2 separate regions of the Homo sapiens genome follow, and region 2 is linked to region 1. Evidence: read pairs that join two places in POLR2A ChIA-PET (ENCODE). Cell type or tissue: OCI-LY7. All regions are shown on one strand. Each heading gives the region's core, and the rest is flanking DNA. Links, peaks and the distances in the headings are about the cores only. Region 1 overlaps ELOVL6 (ELOVL fatty acid elongase 6). Region 2 overlaps ELOVL6 (ELOVL fatty acid elongase 6).

Region 1 (9,651 bases), core at 766-8,765:
TTATTGATGAAATATATTTTGGGGAGGGAGATCTACCTCCTCAAAACACACATGAGGTTTATAATCCAATTTTTTTTTTTTTTTGAGATGGAGTCTGGCTCTGTCGCCCAGGCTGGAGTGCAGTGGCATGATCTCGGCTCAGTGCAAGCTCTGCCTCCCGGGTTCACACCATTCTCCTGCCTCAGCCTCCCGAGTAGCTGGGACTACAGGCGCCCACAATCACACCTGGCTAATTTTTCTATTTTTAGTAGAGACGGGGTTTCACTGTGTTAGCCAGGATGGTCTCGATCTCCTGACCTTGTGATCTGCCCACCTCGGCCTCCCAAAGTGCTGGGATTACAGGTGTGAGCCACTGCGCCAAGCCCTATAATCCTATTTAAAGTGAAACAAGTAAACAAGTATAACTTCATTTTCTTCTTTTCTCTCTCTCTCTCTCTTTTTTTTTTTTTTTTTTTTTTGAGACAGAGTCTTGCTGTGTCTCCCAGTCTGAGTGCAGTGGCATGATCTTGGCTGTTAGTTCACTGCAACTCCCACCTTCTGGGTTCAAGCAGTTCCCCTGCCTCAGCCTTCTGAGTAGCTGGGATTACAGGCACCTGCCACCACACCTGCCTAATTTTTGTATTTTTAGCAGAGACGGGGTTTCACCATGTTGGCCAGGCTGGTCTCGAACTCCTGGCCTCAAGTGATCCGCCCACCTCGGCCTCCCAAAGTTTTGGGACTACAGGCGTGAGCCACTGCGTCTAGCCTCTCTCTCTCTTTTTTAAATAGAGACAGGGTCTTGCTTGTCACCCAGGCTGGAGTGCAGTGTCACAATCATACTTCACTGTAATCTCAAACTCCGCTTCTTGGTCCAAGCGATCTTCTTGCCTCAGCCTCCCAAGTAGCTGGGATTACAGGCACGCACCACCTTGCCCAACTAATTTTTTTATTGTATTGGAGAGATGGGGGTCTTGCTATGTTGCCCAGGCTGGTTTTGAACTGTTGGCCTCAAGTGATCCTCCCATCTCAGCTTCCCAAAGTGCTAGGATTACAGGTGTAAACCACCACACCTAGACAGCAGGGTAGATTTTCTTCATTCAGGAGCAATGATACTAACAGTTAATACATGGTTACCTGATTGCAGGCATCCTTTTATAATGTTTTACTTTTTTTTTTTTTTTTGAGACCGAGTTTCACTCTTGTTGCCCAGTGGAGTGCAATGGCATGATCTCGACTCACCGCAACCTCTGCCTCCCAGGTTCAAGCAACTCTCCGCCTCAGCCTCTTGAGTAGCTGGGATTACAGGCATACGCCACCATGCCTGGCTAATTTTTTTTGTATATTTAGTAGAGATGGGGTTTCTTCCATGTTGGTCAGGCTGGTCTCGAACTCCTAACCTCAGGTGATCCTCCCACCTCGGCCTCCCAAAGTGCTGGGATAACAGTCATGAGCCACCGCGCCTGGCCAATGTTTTACGTACTTTAACTGTTAAACCCTTGCAGCCACCCTTTATGATCTTTTGCACGATGGACAACTCAGGAAGGGGAGTTGGGATTTGCATGTAGGAATCAGAAAAGGAAAACTGGGTTCCAGGCTTGAATAAGGCTTGGATGGCTGGTGTGATGATGAGGGGTGTGTCACAAGGCCCCAATCATCCTCTTATTTGAATATTAATATAATATTCAATCAGAAAAACAATGCACTTGAAAACTTGGCTGCACTGGAAACGTGTCAGGTATCTGTGGTTTTAGTCAATGATCTCACAAATGTCTCTTTTGTTAATAATTTTCACTGGGTGGATCCTGAATACTTAAGGCCAGAATAAAGCTTTGGCCTATGAAATATTTACTGTCTGCTCTGTGATATTAATTTCTTGCACTCAGCTTGGTTCTAGACCCTGGGAATTTGTGTTTCCATCTGATCTGCAGCCAGACTTTCTTCCCAGCAGGTTTTAGTGTAGCTACTTGTAAATAGCCACCCACTGTTGACAGTAAAATAAAAATATGTGGGTTGGGGATATCCCTATTCTTGAAGGTCAGCTCCTACAATGTGAAGAATCACAGAATACCTTTTGTTTCATTTTAGTAGCTTTAAATTCTTTTCCTGATTCTAAGGTAAGAAATAGTTACAGGAAAAGAAATGAAATGAAAACATTAAGAAGTATAAAGATGTCGGAAAGGAAACACCTTTAATTCTTTTCCAGAGGCTGCCACTGTTATTTTGCTCCATTTCCTTCAGCCTTGTTTCCAGGTTTTTTAGTATGCCTTAGACCATTCAGTACCTAAACTGTGACAGCCTGGGTTCCCTACTATGTGCCAGGGACTGCACTGAACAGATTTACGTACTATCACATTACAATTTTTTTTTTTTTTTTTTAGATGGAGTTTCATTCCTGTTACCCAGGCTGGAGTGCAGTGGTGTGATCTTGGCTCACTGCAACCTCTGCCTCCTGGGTTCAAGTGATCCTCCTGCCTCAGCCTCCCTATTAGTTGGGACTACACATGCGTGCCACCATGCCAGGCTAATTTTTTGTATTTTTAGTAGAGACGGGGTTTCACTGGTCTCAAACTCCTGATCTCAGGTGATCCGCCTGCCTCGGCCTCCCAAGCAATTTTTTTTTTTTTTTCATTTTGCTGAGGTCTAACTTGAGAAGCCTTCATTTGTCCAAGCAGTTAGGTTATATGCTTTTTCTCTGCTTACTGTTTGCTACATAGTAACTCTTGTGAAGAGGTGGAAACTTCATGTCCAGTCAAAAATGGCTCCAGAAAGGACTGAAACAATAGATACTATGTAAATTAAGGGACAATTAAGAGGTCAAAGGACCTCTTAATTGTGGTGCTTAATCAGAAGAAATTTGTTTTATGGAGTTTTCCATAGGAAAAGGAGTGATTTTCAGACTCTTTTACTCATATGCCTCTAATAGAAGTTTAAAAAACTATGCACTGCCTCACACATTTTTAAATTTTCATCATAAATTGAAATGTTAAAATTGTAATAGAATAAATATAAAATGAGTGAAGATAAGGATTGGCTAATTATAATAACTATTACATGACATCATAAGATAGGTTTACCTACTTTATTGAATAATACATAATGAATTTGAAATCACGGAACATTGACATCCACGGTTTTATTCAATTGATAGTTTTTTTTTTTGAAACATTCCATATATATGTATATATATATGTGTATATATGTATATATTTGTGTGTGTATATATATAAATATATATATATATATATATATTTTTTTTTTTTTTTTTTTTGAGACAGAGTCTCGTTCTGTTACCTAGGCTGGAGTGCAGTGGTGTAATCTCAACTCACTGCAACCTCCACCTCCTGGGTTCAAGTGATTCTCCCACCTTAGCTTCCTGACTAGCTGGACTTACAGGCACGTGCCACCATGCCCGACTCATTTTTGTATTTTTAGTAGAGACAGGGTTTTACCATGTTGGCCAGGGTGGTCTCGAACTCCTGACCTTAAGTGACCTCCGCCTCCTGAAGTGCTGGGATTAGAGCCATTGCACCTGAACCCATTCCACTTATATTTAAAATAATCACTGGCACTAACCCATACTGCTTGTTTTGAATCAGAAACATCCCAACATTCAGAATGTAGAGAGTCTGATCAGAAGAGGACAAAAGAAAGACTATCACACTGCTTCTCAGTGTTGTTTATTTTTACGTTGTGTGGGGGCCGGTAGGAGAGAGATGGGTAGGCTATCAGATGTCTCAAAATAAGTTTTCTTGACTGTAGAGAAGGTTATAGATGATAGCATTTTTGTGTGGGTTGGTGGTCAGCAGGAATAGTCACCTACTTGTTAAGTCACTTTATTTTTTTTCTGTTTGTTTTTGTTTTTGTTTTGTCTTGTTTTGTTTTGGGACGGAGTCTCGCTCTGTTGCCCAGGCTGTAGTACAGTGGTGCAATTTTGGCCCACTGCAACCTCCGCTTCCCGGGTTCAAGCGATTCTTCTGCCTCAGCCTCCTGAGTAGCTGAGACTACAGGTGCCTGCCACCATGCCTGGCTAATTTTTCTATTTTTAGTAGATACAGGGTTTCACCATGTTAGCCAGGGTGGTCTCGAACTCCTGACCTTGTGATCCGCCCACCTCGGCCTCCCAAAGTGCTGGGATTACAGGTGTGAGCCACCGTGCCCAGCCTTAAATAAATCATTTTCTTATTCTTCTCTTGGTTATCCAAGACCTCAGGACTTCTCAGGAAGCCCCTTTCAGTCCATTATACATGGAGTGGCTGATTGAAGGTATTTCTACATACTGACTTGAAAGTTCTATCCTTTCATTAAAGGTTCTTCTACATATTGACCTGAAAGACAGGTTCCTCCATCAGTCCTCCTGTCATCCTAATTGTGACTCTAGCTGACTTTTATTTCCATTTCTGCATGGTTGTCTTAATACTACTTGTACATATTATGTTCTCTCTAGGCCTTCTTTTCTAAGCCATTTCTCAAATTTTATTTGCAGTCCACTGGTAATCCACCTAGCTACTTAAGAAAAATAAAATATTAGCCCTCTTTTGGTTTGAACAATTAAGTATTACCTACTAGAAACCTCTAAGAGATTTATTAAAACTTGCTAAAATTTGGCACTTAGTACATTCAACACAGTAAGTCTGTACTAGAGACTTGCTCTTGAGTGGGGGTAGGAGTGGGGTTCTAATTACATATTCTGCTAAAACGGCTGCAACTCATTGCTTTGGAACATTGCAAAGCTCCTACTGTACATACATGACATTCTACAAAATTTAAGGACACTGTTATCAGTGAATACAAGGTTGCCTTGAGTTGTATTTAGTTTTGAATTACTGCTCTTGCATTCATATTAACAAAAATACTTTTTTTGAACCTGTATTTTGTGATTGCTGATATTATGTGTGATTGCACTACTTTGGTTAGTACTTGGTTCTTTGCCAGCTCTTTGTAATCACTAAATCCTTTGTCCACTGACAAGAGAAAAGTGTAGGGTAAGAAAAAGCTTTAGAAGCTTGCTCCATGTCCATGATCCTTACCCAGGTATTGAATCAGACTTACATAGGGTTTATTTTTCCCCAGTACACACATGCACAGGCTTATCTCAGGGATTCAGATTTAGCAGATCTGTGGAGGGGTCCAGACAAGTGTTACTGTGAAAAACCTTCCCACTTGCCCTAGGGAGAAGCACTGCTCTGTATGAAACTGATTCCATCTCTCATTCTTTGGGTTTGTCTTCTCAAACCATCGATTTTACAGACTGAACTCTTCCTTAGCTAATCTGCTTTACCTGCTTTGTCATCTATGTGGGACCAGTACATAGCTCAGCATGAAAGTACTCATCTCCCTTTTCTCCTACCTGTAATTTACAACCAATTCCTGTGTGAGTTGGCTGTCAGTTCCCTTTTTCTCGGTTCATTGTGCTTGCCACTGACTTCCTTTAGCTCCCCAGGACTACTTTTAGTCTTCTAGATTCCTACCTCCCATTGTCTTTCTGAGTCACTGATCTGATCTTGTCATCACAATGGTTAAAAACCTTCAGTGGTTTCCCGTTGTTTTAAGGTCATTCAAAATCTGGCACCAAATTCCCTTCTTAATGTTACCTCTAGAAGCAGCCCTTGTCCAGTGCCTACTTAGTTGAAATTTGAATTCCAAAGCCTTCTTCTCTCCACCCATCTATATCTATTGCTCTTTATTTGTGGTTCACTGGCACTTGGTTTATAAATAGATAAATATTTTCTCTGAAATCAGTGCTTACCACAGAATTTGGCATATTCAGTGTTTGAATAGTTGAATGAATGCATGCATGGACATACGAGGCTGTTCATTAACTTTTAAATGTATCTGATTATATTATCTGGCACTGCTTTGTATTTCGTTAAGTGAATCATGGGAGATTGTCCAGTCCCTTAAAAATATTTTACTCTCTTCATCTGATCTCATTTTTAAGAAGAAAACATAGGCATTTAACATGACTAATTATCAGTGAATCCATGCTAACTGTTGGGGATTATTAGTCCTTTTCTAGATACTCAAACTATCTATTCCAATCAGAGAGAGATGATTTTTTTATTTTATATTTTATTGATTGATTGATTGATTGAGACAGGGTCTCACTCTGTTGCCTAGGCTGGAGTACAGTGGTACGATCTCAGCTCACTGCAACGTCTGCCTCCCAGTCTAAAGTGATCCTCCCACTTCAGCCTTCCAAATAGCTGGGACCACAGGCATACACCACCACGCATGGCTAATTTTTGTATTGTTTGTAGAGATGGGATTTCCCCACGTTGCCCAGGCTGGTCTCCTGAGCTCAAAGCAATCCAGATTGCTGGGATTACAGCTGTGAGCCACCGTGCCTGGCTGAGATGACTTTTAAAAAAAGACTTCTCTAAAGTAGAAGGAAGGGTGGAATTGTATGCACAAGAAGAAAAAAACCTGGAAGAAAAACATACTAAAGAGGTAAAAAAAAAATAGATCTGTAAAGGTGGTAAAACAATGGTTATTATTTATCTTTGTTGATGAAAAGAGCACAGCACTGTAAAATATTTGAAGAGATTTATTCTGAGCCAAATATGAGTGACCATGGCCTGAGGTATAGTCTCAAGAGGTCCTGAGAACATGTGCACAAGGTGGCTGGTTTATAGCTTGGTTTTACACATTTTAGGGAGACATAAGACGTCAGTCAATACATGTGAGGTATATATTGGTTCTGCCCGGAAAGCAGGACAACTTGAATTAGGGAGGGGATGTTGCTTACAGCTGGGTTCAAATATTTTCTGATTGGCAGTTTGTTAAAAGAGTTAAATTATTATCTAAAAGCCAGGAATCAGTAGAAAAGAGTGTCTGGGTTAAGATAAGGGGTTGTGGTTCTACATAAGGTTCTTAGGTAGATAAAGTCTCATACGTGACTGCCCGTAGTAGCAAAGAAACATATTTTGGGTGTTTTTTTGTTTGTTTGTTTTTTAAATAAAGTCATCTAGAAGCCTCGGGGTAAAATATTTTGATTTCCTTCTTTATCTGTCATGTGATGTTATGCCAGATTCAGGTTTGGAGAGATTTTATGATTTGTATGGTGTGACTCCCCAGACCCTTTAGCTAGGAATTTGGGCAAGAGAGAAATAAGGTCAGAGTTTACTCCTTATCCTTCTGCTGTTCCAGTTTTCATTTTTTTTTTTGAGACGGAGTTTTGTTCTTGTTGCCCAGGCTGGAGTGCAATGGCGCAATCTTGGCTCACCGCAACCTCCGCCTCCCGGGTTCAAGTGATTCTCCTGCCTCAGCCTCCCAGGTAGCTGGGATTACAAGCATGGGCCACCACGCCTGGCTAATTTTGTATTTTTAGTAGAGACGGAGTTTCTCCATGTTGGTCAGGCTGGTCTCGAACTACCGACCTCAGGTGATCCACCCACCTCGGCCTCCCACAGTGCTGGGATTACAAGCATGAGCCACCGCGCCCGGCCTCCCTGTTCCAGTTTTCTATAATCTGTTCATATTATATTCTGGGTATATGTGGGTGGTGTGATTATCCATGTGGTCTTATTTTCACATTCTTTGCATTAACTATAATGTACTTAATGTTTTAAGATAAGTTTCATTCTACAAAGATGTATGTACAATACCTGGTATCAGGTAACAATCTTAAAAAAACTAATTCATTTAAAAATAAACATTAAAATTAGCAATACAATTAAACATAAAGACAGTTTGTGAGGACATTGAACTGCCCATTCTTACTCCAAATGAATTTGCTTTCTTAGACTGAGGAGGAGGGGCCATATTGTTGATGTCACAATAAACTTGTTTCTCCTTCTTCAATAATAAATTACATAATTTGATTTTTTTAATAGGAAAGGATCATACTTCAAGGGAGGATGATAAAAAACATTAATTTAACTTTAGAATTACAACTTTTACATGTGGGCCCAGGAATGTATCTAATGGGACAAAGGTTCCCCAGGGACAAAAGTCATCTAATCTAATACAGACAAAAGGTTAAGCATAAACCTGTCCCTAGAGTGAGAAAAAAATGAATAGAATAATTGGCTCAGGGACCTTGTGGCACCTGGAAACAGATGCTGCACACGTACCTGGAGTACGTGGTTAACAAATATCTTCAGTAGTACTGCAGAATGCCTAGGAGATAGTGTCTGGTTAAGAGGAGCTAGAAAGATTTTGATACTCTCTGAAACGAAGTTTAGAAGGGGCCAGTCTGTCTAGTCCAGAGGCCAGGCTCTGTGGATCCAGAGAGCCTGGTATGTGTGATCTGCTTGGGAGCAATGTGACAGGGCTTTCCACAGGACTGCTTTGTGAAGCAGATCATACTGGTCTGGGCCATTTCTAGTCTTCTAGACTTCCTTTCTGAGAGAAGAAAGATGGAGAAGGTTACCTTTCAGTACACAGAAAGTAGATGTTTTGTTTTGTTTTACATTTTATTTTATTTTCTCTCCTCTCCTCCTTGTTTTACATCTTAGTTAACCCTGTAGTTGATCAAGTTAACTAGGATCTAGGAAGTTGGCTTAGATCTATGAAGACCTGGCTTTCCATCCCAGTCTTTTTCTCTCCATTGTCTATGTCCCTAGAGGTTAGAGGAGACTGGTTCAAAATCATATACAGTTTTAACTTTATTTATTTATTTATTTAGACAGGGTCTCACTCTAGTCACTCAGGCTAGAGTGCAGAGGTGCGATCTTGGTTTACTGCAGCCTCAACCTCCCGGGCTCTGGTGATTCTCCCACCTCAGCCTCCCGAGTATCTGGTATTACAGGTGCACACCACCACACTTAGCTAATTTTTTGTATTTTTAGTAGACATAGGGTTTCACTGTGTTGCCCAGGTTGGTCTTGAACTCCTGGAGTCGAGCAATCCACCCGCCTCAGCCTCTCAGAGTGTTGGGATTACAGGCGTGAGCCACTGCGCCCGGCCTTAATTTAATTTAATTTTTTTTTTTTTGAGACTGGGTCTTACTCTGTCTCCCACGCTGGAGGATAGTGGCACAATCATAGCTCACTGTAACCTCGAATGCCTAAGCTCAAGCAATCCTTCCGCCTCAGCCTCCCTAGTAGGTAGGATTACAGGGATGCATTACCACACCCAGCTAAATTCTTAAATTATTTGTAGAGACTGAGTCTTGCTATGGGGCCTGGGCTGGTCTTGAATTCCGGGTCTCAAGTAATCTTTCTGCCTTGGCTTCCCAAAGTGCTGGGGTTACAGATGTGAACCACCACACATGGCCTTGGAATATAGTTTTTAAAAATCTCTATAAACAGCTCTTGGCTATTTTTTGTTCCTATCCTTTATCTAAATTTAGACAAAATTTCATTCTTAAGCTATAGACCACTTAAATTATTATTTCTGGATATAAGAAAACAAAGTATAGGCCAGGTGTGGTGGCTCATGCCTGTAATCCCAGCACTTTGGGAGGCTGAGGCCGTGAGGCCAGGAGAATTGCTTGATTCCAGGAGTTTGAGACCAACCTGGGCAACATGGTGAGAACTCATCTTGCTTTATTAAAAAAATAAAAATAAAAAGAGAAAATAATAATTAGCCAGGTTTGATAGCTGCTTGTAGTCTCAACTATTTGGGAGGCTGAAGCAGGAGGATTGCTTGAGCCCGGAGTTTGAGGCAGCAGTTAACCATGATTGTACTACTCCACTCCAGTAGCCTGGGCAACAAAATGAGACCCTGTTC
Region 2 (9,651 bases), core at 821-8,820, 54 kb after region 1:
AAATTGTGATCAGTCTTCTCTCTTCTAGAATTTTTTATTTTGACCCTTTGTTCATCTTGAAGGATCTTCTCTGAACACCAAGTTGTCTGTGGTGCCTGGCACTGGATCAGACCATTGCTGATAATAGGAGGATTACTTCATTATTCCCCTAGGCAGCCTTAATTGTGGTCAGTTACTACAAGAGGAGACAGAAGGGAAAGAGAGACAGTGCTTGCTTGCAGTTCGTCTGCTGATTGGCTTCTTACCCACTAAGGTCTTTACCTGTCCCTTGAACTTACCTATTTAAACAATTTTAGTGTCTGACTTTTTTCCCTAGGCTACTACCCTGCTACCCTGTAAGTGTTCCTATTGAGCTTCATTTCATGTGTTTCTGACCTTTTCTCGTATTTGCCAACTAAATTATAATTTTTGCCTTCTAAGTTGCTGACTTTGGCTTTGAAGTCATACAGAAGCCAGTTTGAACTGAGACCTCACTCCATTTCTTACAAGTTATGCAAACTTACGCAAGTTATTTAACACAGTATGTGCTGCATTTCTTTATCTGCAAATGGGGGATGGTACACATACCTAGTGAAGTTAGTGTGAAGAGGAAAGGAGAAATCAGCATCAAGTTCTTAGTGCAGTTTCTGAAAAGTCTCAAGAAACACTGGACTCTGGTACAGGCTTACTAAATCACATTCATTAGGTACCTTCAGATTATTTTAAATGACTTCCTTGTTAGCCTTAAGGTGATTCTCTTATCGTCAACCAGTTATACATCCACATAATAAAGGAAGAATATCCTAGGTTCTATTTTATACGTCTGTTAGTGATATACATAAAAGGAAAGTACTCACATTTTTAGCCTGGAATATAAGGCCCTTCATAGTTCCTCTTCCACCTTATGTCCTACATCATCACTTTTTTTTCTGGAGACAGGGCCTTGTTCTGGTACACAGGCTGGAGTGCAGTGGTATGATCACAACTTACTGCAGCTTTGAACTCCTGGGCTCAATCTTCCCACCCCAGCCTCCTGAGTAGCTGAGACTACAAGCCTGCATAACCAGCCCAGCTAATTTTAAAATTTTTTGTAGAGATGAGGTCTTGCAATGTTGTCCAGGCTGGTCTCGAATTCCTGGCCTCAAGTGATCCTCCTACCTCAACTCCCAAAGTGCTGGGATTACAGACATGAGCTACCACACCCAGTTCACATCATCCCTTTTAAACACTGTAAACACATCTGCCAAATGTCTTCATTCTCTGCACAAACATTCTCTAACCTTTATTTCATGTTGTTCCTTCATTCTGTAATGTTTTATTTCCCGATCTCCACTTTTCTCTATCCTGCCACAATACATGTCCCCCCAGAGGCCTTGTGTTCTTACAGCCTGAAATGATCCCACTATCAGCTGACTTAGCATAATTTTTAAAAATCATTTTCTCATGACTGATCACATTCTTCCATGTGTCATAGTGACTCCTGAGGGTAAGAAGTGTTTTAATACTTCTATCCCTCCCAAACCATGCTTAAATTGGTGCCTGGCAACTTGTAGGGCTCAGTGATGGAGTATCGAAGGAAGGACCATATCCTGGGGATCAGAAACAGACATCAATTATGCAGTCAAATATGTTCTCTCGTCACTTCAAGCATTTATGTTCATATATTTCTACTCCACTAATAGAGGTCTTCCCTGAGCACCACACCTAATGAAGCCTTGTCATTCCTGGGCCATTTGCTTTGTTTTATTTTTGTACACAACACTATAACATTGTAATGTATCCTCAGAGTTATTTGTTAATTTCTGTCTCCTGCTAGAATGTAGGCTTCATGAGCACAAGTTCACCTTTTTAATGCCGGTAAGCCTTATAAGTATTTGTTGAACGAATGAATGGATACATGAAATAATCACAGGATCTACTGCGTTAAAGCGTTATGGATATTATTATTCTACTTTTCTAAACGTATGTAAACAGGCTTCTGGTAATTGTCATTTTGGATGTTTAGATGTTACATTTTTAGAGAAGCTTTAAGTAATAGACATTTAATCAGTGCCTGCCTAAGTAACTATGAGGTGAGTTGTTTCTATAAATGTTAGTCAGGTCTTAGAAATACTCTAGTTTAATTTGGTGAATTTAACTTTTTCTTTCATATCTTAATTTTCTTCTTTGGACACCCAGAGAGATTATATTGGGAAATAATGACTTCCTTTTAGCCTAGGACTTTGCTCTCCAAACAGACTTGGGACTTAAATGAAGGGTTAAGCAAGATGAGAAGGTGCATGCCTTTTCTTCCCTTTTTCCCTGTCCTCTCAGGCTCCCTTGACACCTGTGACAACCCCGCCTCCGCAAGCCTCATCTTCCCAAAGCCTGTCACCTTACCTCTTCCCATTTGCCCAAGTGCAGTGTCAGTGTTAAGTAAGCCATAGTTCACAGCTTTTATTAATACACAGTGTAACATTTGTAAGGAAATGCAACATGCTTTCGCTATGCTTTCACAGTAGGATGAGGCTGTCCTTGAGGTTTGAGGTTTATTTGCCTAACACCTGGCATGCAGGAACTTCAGTAAATATTTGTTGGAGAAATGAATGATCCATTCACAGACTCATTAGGCCCTGATTGTGTCTGTGGGTTACAATAGAACACTCTTCTTATCAGTCCTTATCTGACTTGATTTGCTCTGTGACACTTAACTTCCTCTCTTTTCTCTACCCCTGACCCATGACACTCCTTAATTTTCTTCTTTCCTCTTGAATGTGTCTTCTTAATCTTCTTTGCTTCTCTTCCACCTTCTCTGTAAGTGATGATGCTCCCCGCCCTTCCCATTAGGTTCTGTATTGACCTTCGATATTCCCCTTGGATGATCTCATTCGTGTCCATGACTTCAACCACCACCACCCAGACATGGATGACTTCCAAATAGATATCTTTAGCCCTGATATTTCTATGTCCCACACCCTGTAGATTTCTTTCCATCTCTGGGAGTAAGTCCTATATTGCTATTAACTATCTCTACTAGTAAACACTAAAATGCCACTTCTTTTTTTTTTTAAAGACAGTCTTGCTGTACTGCCTAGGCTGGAGTGCAGTGGTTTGATCTCAGCTCACTGCAACCTCCACATCCTGGGTTCAAGTGATCTTCCTGCCTCAGCCTCCCAAGTAGCTGGGATTACAGCCACACACGACCACACTCAGCTAATTTTTTTTTGTATTTTTTGAATTTTTGTATTTTTGGGGGTTTCACCATGTTGGCCAGGCTGGTCTTGAACTCCTGACCTCAAGTGATCTGTCTACCTCGGCCTCCCAAAGTGCTGGGTTTACAGGCATGAGCCAACGCACCTAGCCTCTAAAAGGCCACTTCTTCTTGACTCCCCATCAAACTAACACTGACCACCCACAAATCATCCCTTACCCTCTCTTTTGCCTCTCTCCCCATATTAAATCAGCTGCCAAGACCTCTCTGTTCTATCTCTTCTGTTGAATTTATTTCAATAAATATATGGAATAATTACTGTATTTTGGGTTACCATCTTTCAGAGCCATCCATCTCTCTGCTTCTACCACCTTAAGCATCTTCTCTTGAGGAAAACTGCAGTTACCTGGCCACTGTCTCTATCAGGTTACTCATACCCCTCCCATCTGCCCTTCACATTGCCACTGCCAAGCGGGCTTTCTACAAATTTAATCTCAGCACGCTCCTCCTCCCTTACTTAAAACCCTTCATGGCTTCCTGTATTTTCAGGATAAAGTTCAAACTAGCCCCATTCGAGCATAAAAGTCATTCAAGATACAAGCTTATCTTAATTCTCCACCCTCATTTCTGACTCCTGTAGCCCAGGAGTCCAGGTCCTTCAACCTGCACCCCACCCCACTGAGTGGTTGTGTCCAGCTTTCCTCCTGCAGAAGCACCTCTTCCCCCATTCTTTTCTGGCCATTCTGGCATGCCTTAAAAACTGGCCATTTCAGCAAGAGAATTTCTGTCCTTCTCTTTATTTTTTTCCCCTATCCTCTTCATACCATTCTGAATATTTAGAGTGCATTATAGATTTTTGTTTACTTGTCTATCTCACTAGATGATGAGCAATTTGAGGTTTGTGTCACCAGCATCTAGAACTGTCTAGACCAGTGTTTCTTAAAGTGAGGTCCCCAGGTCCTCCTGGCAATGACAGAATCATTTGGTTGTTGTTAATATTCATACTTGGGCCCTCCTCACCCCCACAGGACCTAGAGGATTGGAGTTTTTGTTTTTTTTCTTTAGTTTTTAAAATTTTTTTCTTGTTTTAGTTTCTCCACTTTGCAAGAGAAATTTTTGATTTTTTAAACTAGGTGATGTTTATGAATATTATAGATATTGAGTAAATGTTTTTGAATAAACAAGTAAACCAGCTGGAGCCCTCGTTCATGTTTTTGAGTTCACATACGCTGTATTAACTTGGATTTGTTACTGATAATTCTAAAAATACCCCTGTCTATAAAAGAGGCAGTTTAGTTTTCTAGAGAAGACTGCCTATTTGTCATAATATGAACTTGAGGATTTGGAGATTCTATGGCCAATTTTGATCAATATAAACAGATAATTTGAATAGTTCAGATTAAAAAAATAATCCACACAACTCTGGATTTCAGCATCCCAAACTCTTCTAGCCCTTCTGGTGACTCATGAAAGGTGTCCCACCTCTCTGTAACTCAGTTTCTGTCAGTGTAAATTAGAATCATACTGTGAAGCAACAGGGATTAGAACATCAACGCAACAGATATTTCCTAGGTACTTCATTATTTTCAGTTCAATGTCCAAGGTGCAGACCTTACATGTAGTACAGTCAATGATAATTTAGAAAGCTTCCTTACCTGTAAAAAATTCTCTTATATTCAAATAAACTAGTGCAGCCAGAGCTTTTATATAGGAGTGGGAGTTAGAGTGAAGTATCTAATGATCTTTATATGTGTTAAACTTACATGTTTCCTTGAAAGAAATGTGTACTTACCTATGTTTGTATGCATTTAAATGCCTAAATACAGACCCATGCACAGATATAAATTTTCTGTCTTTGATATCCTAAAATGACTGATGGTCATGTGCATAAAAGCTAGTCTGAGAACCCTGGAGCCTGCCAGACAGGTTGAGCTTCTGAGTAAGCACTGTAGCTATTGCAGTGCTCAGCCCACACGATATGTTTTGCTTAAAGGGAACTATCCAATCCTTGGCCGGATGGATGATGGTGGACACTTTGGTTTAATACTGCTTATTACTGTGTCACTTTAATTTGCCTAAAATTGTTCACAGAACGTTGTCCTTATATGTTTCTGGGAGTTACTTTTCCTTGGGCTACTGTGTTGGTTTTGCTTTAGCATCCTTGGTTCAGTCATTTTTAGTACTTGGTCATTCAAGCTTAATTAAATGAGAATAATTACGGCCAGAATGCCCAGGAAGTATAGGACAGCTTTTTGTTTTTGTTTCCCCGCTGTCTTATGGTACTGACAGAGCTCCCACAGATCAGGCAGCTCAACAGAGGAGGGAGGCTATACAAATGTCACTTTAAATATATTTACATTTTAGAGGAATTGGCTTGCTAGTTCTAGTCCATGTTAATAAATCACCACAGAATCCCACATACTGTTAGTAGCAACAGAACTTAGTGCCTTACATTCAGAGAAGTTTTAATTGAAATTTAGAGTATTAAGATTGTGTTGGGTGGCCAGGCGCGGTGGCTCATGCCTATAATCTCAGCACTTTGGGAGGCCGAGGTGGGCGGGTCACGAGGTCAAGAAATCAAGACCATCCTGGCCAACATGGTGAAACCCCATCTCTACTAAAAATACAAAAATTAGCTGGGCATGGTGGCGCATGACTGTAGACCCAGCTACTCAGGAGGCTGAGGCAGGAGAACTGCTTGAACCCGGGAGGCAGAGGCTGCAGTGAGTCAAGATCCATTACTGCACTCCAGCCTGGTGACAGAGCAACACTCTGTCTCACCAAAAAAAAAAAAAAAAAAAAAAATTGGATTGGATTGGAAATAATGGAAAAAATCAACAAATAGAATCTTAATCATGTATGGGAATTGCCTTGTTTCACTCAACAGACGTCTAGAGCACACAATCTAGAGCTGACAAGGCAGCTGGATGATGCTATCAGGAAACTAAGCTGATTTCATCTTTTACTTCATTGTCTTTCTCATGTGGGCTGCCCCACGGCTATAAGATGGTTGCTGCCACGCTTCAGGTTTGTGACTAGGAAGAAAAGAGAAGAGCAAAGGAATAAAACTCCAAAGGGACATGCAGACAAGTCTGTATGTTTTAAAAACCTTTCCCAGAAGCCCCACCTGGCAACTCCTGTTTTCATAATCATTGCCATAGCTTCACTGCAGACTAATCTCTGAAAAAGAGCAAGGCAAATGAGTATCATGGATGGGCATTCAGTCATATTGCCATACTTAGCCTCACAATTGATCCAGTCCAGTGAAGCTAGGGTTCCAATCAAAGAACGTCTTGTGGGGTGTATCACTTACTATAACATCTATCCTGGTGTTAAGGCATCTCTTGAGAGACTCAAGGACTTTTTAGGAGGTGACAGATGACACTAGGGAACACCCTGTTTCTCAGCTGGTAAGAAGAGAAAGCAATCCAGTGTAGATGTGTCTCACTTGAGAAATATATAAAACAATAACAGAAATATATAAAACAATAACAATTATTTGATTCTTAAAAATAATTATTAATTTTTCTTAAATAGGAAAGCTCCCCAAATGTTTTCAAAATACAATTTAGTTTTTTGAAAAAAAGATTTATACATAATTTTTCTGGACTAAATCTGCTACATAAAGCAAGATAAGCCTGTCCTTTTGAAAAGTTTGCCTTTGAGTACTGAATGTGTAGGTTGGTGCAAAAGTAATGGCAAAACCACAATAACTTTTGCACCCACCTAAAATCTTAGTAGCTCAGTTACCTACTTATCTATCCTCATCAGTCCAGCCTTTCTTGTATCTTCCAAAACATGTTCCAAGTGAGCTGAGAAGTTTCCTTTACAAGTTCTGTCTTGTTGGTTGGAAATATGGATGACTGTTTTCTCAGTCTTGAAACTGACATTGTTGCATGTTGGTAGCTGACACATGGTGGGAGGAGCATAATTTTATATCTAAGAACATGATAAGCACCGAAACAAATGAGGAAATGTTAGATCTTGCTGTTGCCCCTACGCTCACAGATAAGTGTCTGAGTGAAACTGTTTGCAGAAGGCACTCGATGGACTTCATACACCCATATGTGTAAAACATTTAACGAGTTGCTCTGAAATGATGCTCCAGTTGGGAGGGTACAGATGCAGGAACTTCCTGTAACCGCACTGCCCATGACGCCTGCCTTATCCTCACCTACAAGGCCTGCTGTTGTCTAAAACCTGTGCCATTCCCACCAGACTTACTCAAGCTCCAGCTTTCATTTCATCAGTGAGTGATCTTTATATATCACAAATCCAAGCACGTGACTTCATTCATTTAAAACCTTCATTGGCTACCCATTACTCTTAAGATGAAAAAGAAACGTCTTAGCATGGCCTATAAGAGTCCTCATGATCTTGCTTCCACTTAACTTCTTGCACCTTCATCTCAACACTCTCCCACTTACTCTGTAATTGAAGGTCAAGTGCTCTAAATTTCTTAGAGTTGTTTGAATGTGCTTTCTCTCTCATGCCTCTGGCTCTTTGCCCATACTGTTCCCTCTCACTTTCTTTGCCAGGCTTATACTCGTCCTGTCTGAATATGTCTCCAGAAAGCCTTCTCTGACCCAACAAGATGGGGTTATCGTGCCTCCTGTGTGTTTCCTAATTTCACTTTTTACTTTTTTTTTTTTTTTGAGACAGGATCTCTCTGTGTAGCCCAGGCCAGTCTTGAACTCCTGGGCTCCAGTGATCCTCCTGCCTTGGCCTCCCAAAGTGCTGGGATTACAGGTGTAAGCCACTGTGCCCAGCCTGTTTCCTTATTTTTAGTCCCCTGCTTTTCTGATTACTTGTCTGTTTTCCCCCAAAACATGTCTGGGTGCAAGGAGTGTGTCTGTTTTGTTAACTATTCTCAATGCTTAGGACATAGTTAGCCCTTAATAAATATTTACTGAATAGCTGTATGCAAGAATGAATGAATCAAAAGTCTCCTTATTCTCAGCCCAGATAAATTCTTCTTGGTCATGATAGATAATTCAGCAAAATTTTGTACCATAAACCAAAAGGCTTTGAAAAGTTTTATTAAATAAATATATTTGATCTCTGTCATTAAACTACCATCCTCAAAGCCTGGAAAACTATCTTTCACCTGGAAAACTAACTCATAACTTATGAAGAAAAATAAATGTTATCCATTAGTTTCAGTTTTACATTTAAAAAAGGATAAGGAATTTTAGATTAATGTTTTTCTTAGGCTCTCCCATAGAGGAGAAGCTTTAGGAGCTTAGTGAGACATAGGCTTACCTTCTTTTCTTTTTTTTTTTTTTTTTTTGAGACGGAATCTCGCTCTGTCACCCAGGCTGGAATGCAATGGCACGATCTCGGCTCACTGCAACCTCTGCCTCCCGGGTTCAAGTGATTCTCCTGCCTCAGTTTCCTGCCTAGCTGGGTTTACAGGTGTGCACCACCACACCCAACTAATTTTTGTATTTTTAGTAGAGACAGGGTTTCACCATGTTGGTCAGGCTGGTCTCGAACTCCTGACCTTGTGATCCAACCATCTCGGCCTCCCAAAGTGCTGGGATTACAGGCGTGAGCCACTGCACCTGGCCAGGCTTTTCTTAGAGCCATGGTATTGTGGCAACAACGGTACATATATCCTGTGTCTCTTAGTGTAGAGTAGGAGAGATGGTCTACTACTTTTCCTTTTCCTCTCTTTTCAAAGTCTTTGCTTTTTTTAATGCATTGATTTTTTTTTTGTAATTACAGTATTAGCCAGAAGTATTTTATTTTTTGTAGGATACAATTAATTTTGATATGCATGTTATCAAAGTGATGTTATCTTTGAGATAGGAAATCAAAGAGTCCTGAGGGATTCTGGAAGAGAGTGGCTGAAGATAGGTAGCTAAATCATCATGATAAAAGCATGAAATAGTGGATCAAGCTCAAATTTAAAAATCTTCTAAGACTTTTACTTCAGTGCACACTTTATGGTTACTCTTCTGGATTCAGAAAGTCTGGGAGGAGGAAATCTGTCTTTGCAAGCATCTCATAGGTTCTGTTGGAGGTGGTCAGTGAACCATTTTGAGAAACACATAAGATTAGCTGGTAAAAATGCTTAGTTCAAAAATGTGAGTGTGTGTACATAGGGTTGTTAGATGACTAGCACCTTCAAATCCTCTTAAATTTGTTACATAACACCAGAGAGTGTATTAGAAGTTTGGAGGAAACTGGCATCAAATTTTTCACTACCATCCATATGTATACTTCCTTGGGAGGCCTCCCAAAAGTCAATGAGGGGCAAAATTGAGTTACTGATTTGTCATTAATGGGAATTCCAAGCTTTGCCCCTCTCCCTTGTTTTACTCTGCTCCACTCAGGCCAAGATTTGAGGGTTGGGTGCAGCGACTCATGCCTGTAATCTCAGCACTTTGGGAGGCCGAGGCAGGTGGGTCAGCCTTGAGTCCAGGAGTTCAAGACTACCCTGGGCAACATGGCAAAACCTCATCTCTACAAAAAATACA

The links. ChIA-PET counts read pairs that join two places held together with the same protein. Peaks named below come from ENCODE experiments on the same cell type or tissue, not always from the same donor. Only the 100,000 strongest peaks of a DNase experiment are listed, where the experiment ranks them.
Region 2: POLR2A ChIA-PET joins it to region 1 with 5 read pairs; 6 of 35 experiments call an interaction of 5 or more read pairs at or near these places.

Annotation. Positions count from the first base shown.
Region 1 is chr4:110,180,400-110,190,050 of GRCh38, reverse strand. All of the region lies in intron 1 of ELOVL6 (ELOVL fatty acid elongase 6), which reads left to right. Among named protein-coding and RNA genes, the nearest start is that of ELOVL6, 13 kb to the left of the region's middle. In OCI-LY7, for the core only: no CTCF peak of the experiment used is centred there; no DNase peak of the experiment used is centred there; H3K27ac peaks cover 457 bases.
Region 2 is chr4:110,126,215-110,135,865 of GRCh38, reverse strand. All of the region lies in intron 1 of ELOVL6 (ELOVL fatty acid elongase 6), which reads left to right. Among named protein-coding and RNA genes, the nearest start is that of ELOVL6, 68 kb to the left of the region's middle. In OCI-LY7, for the core only: no CTCF peak of the experiment used is centred there; no DNase peak of the experiment used is centred there.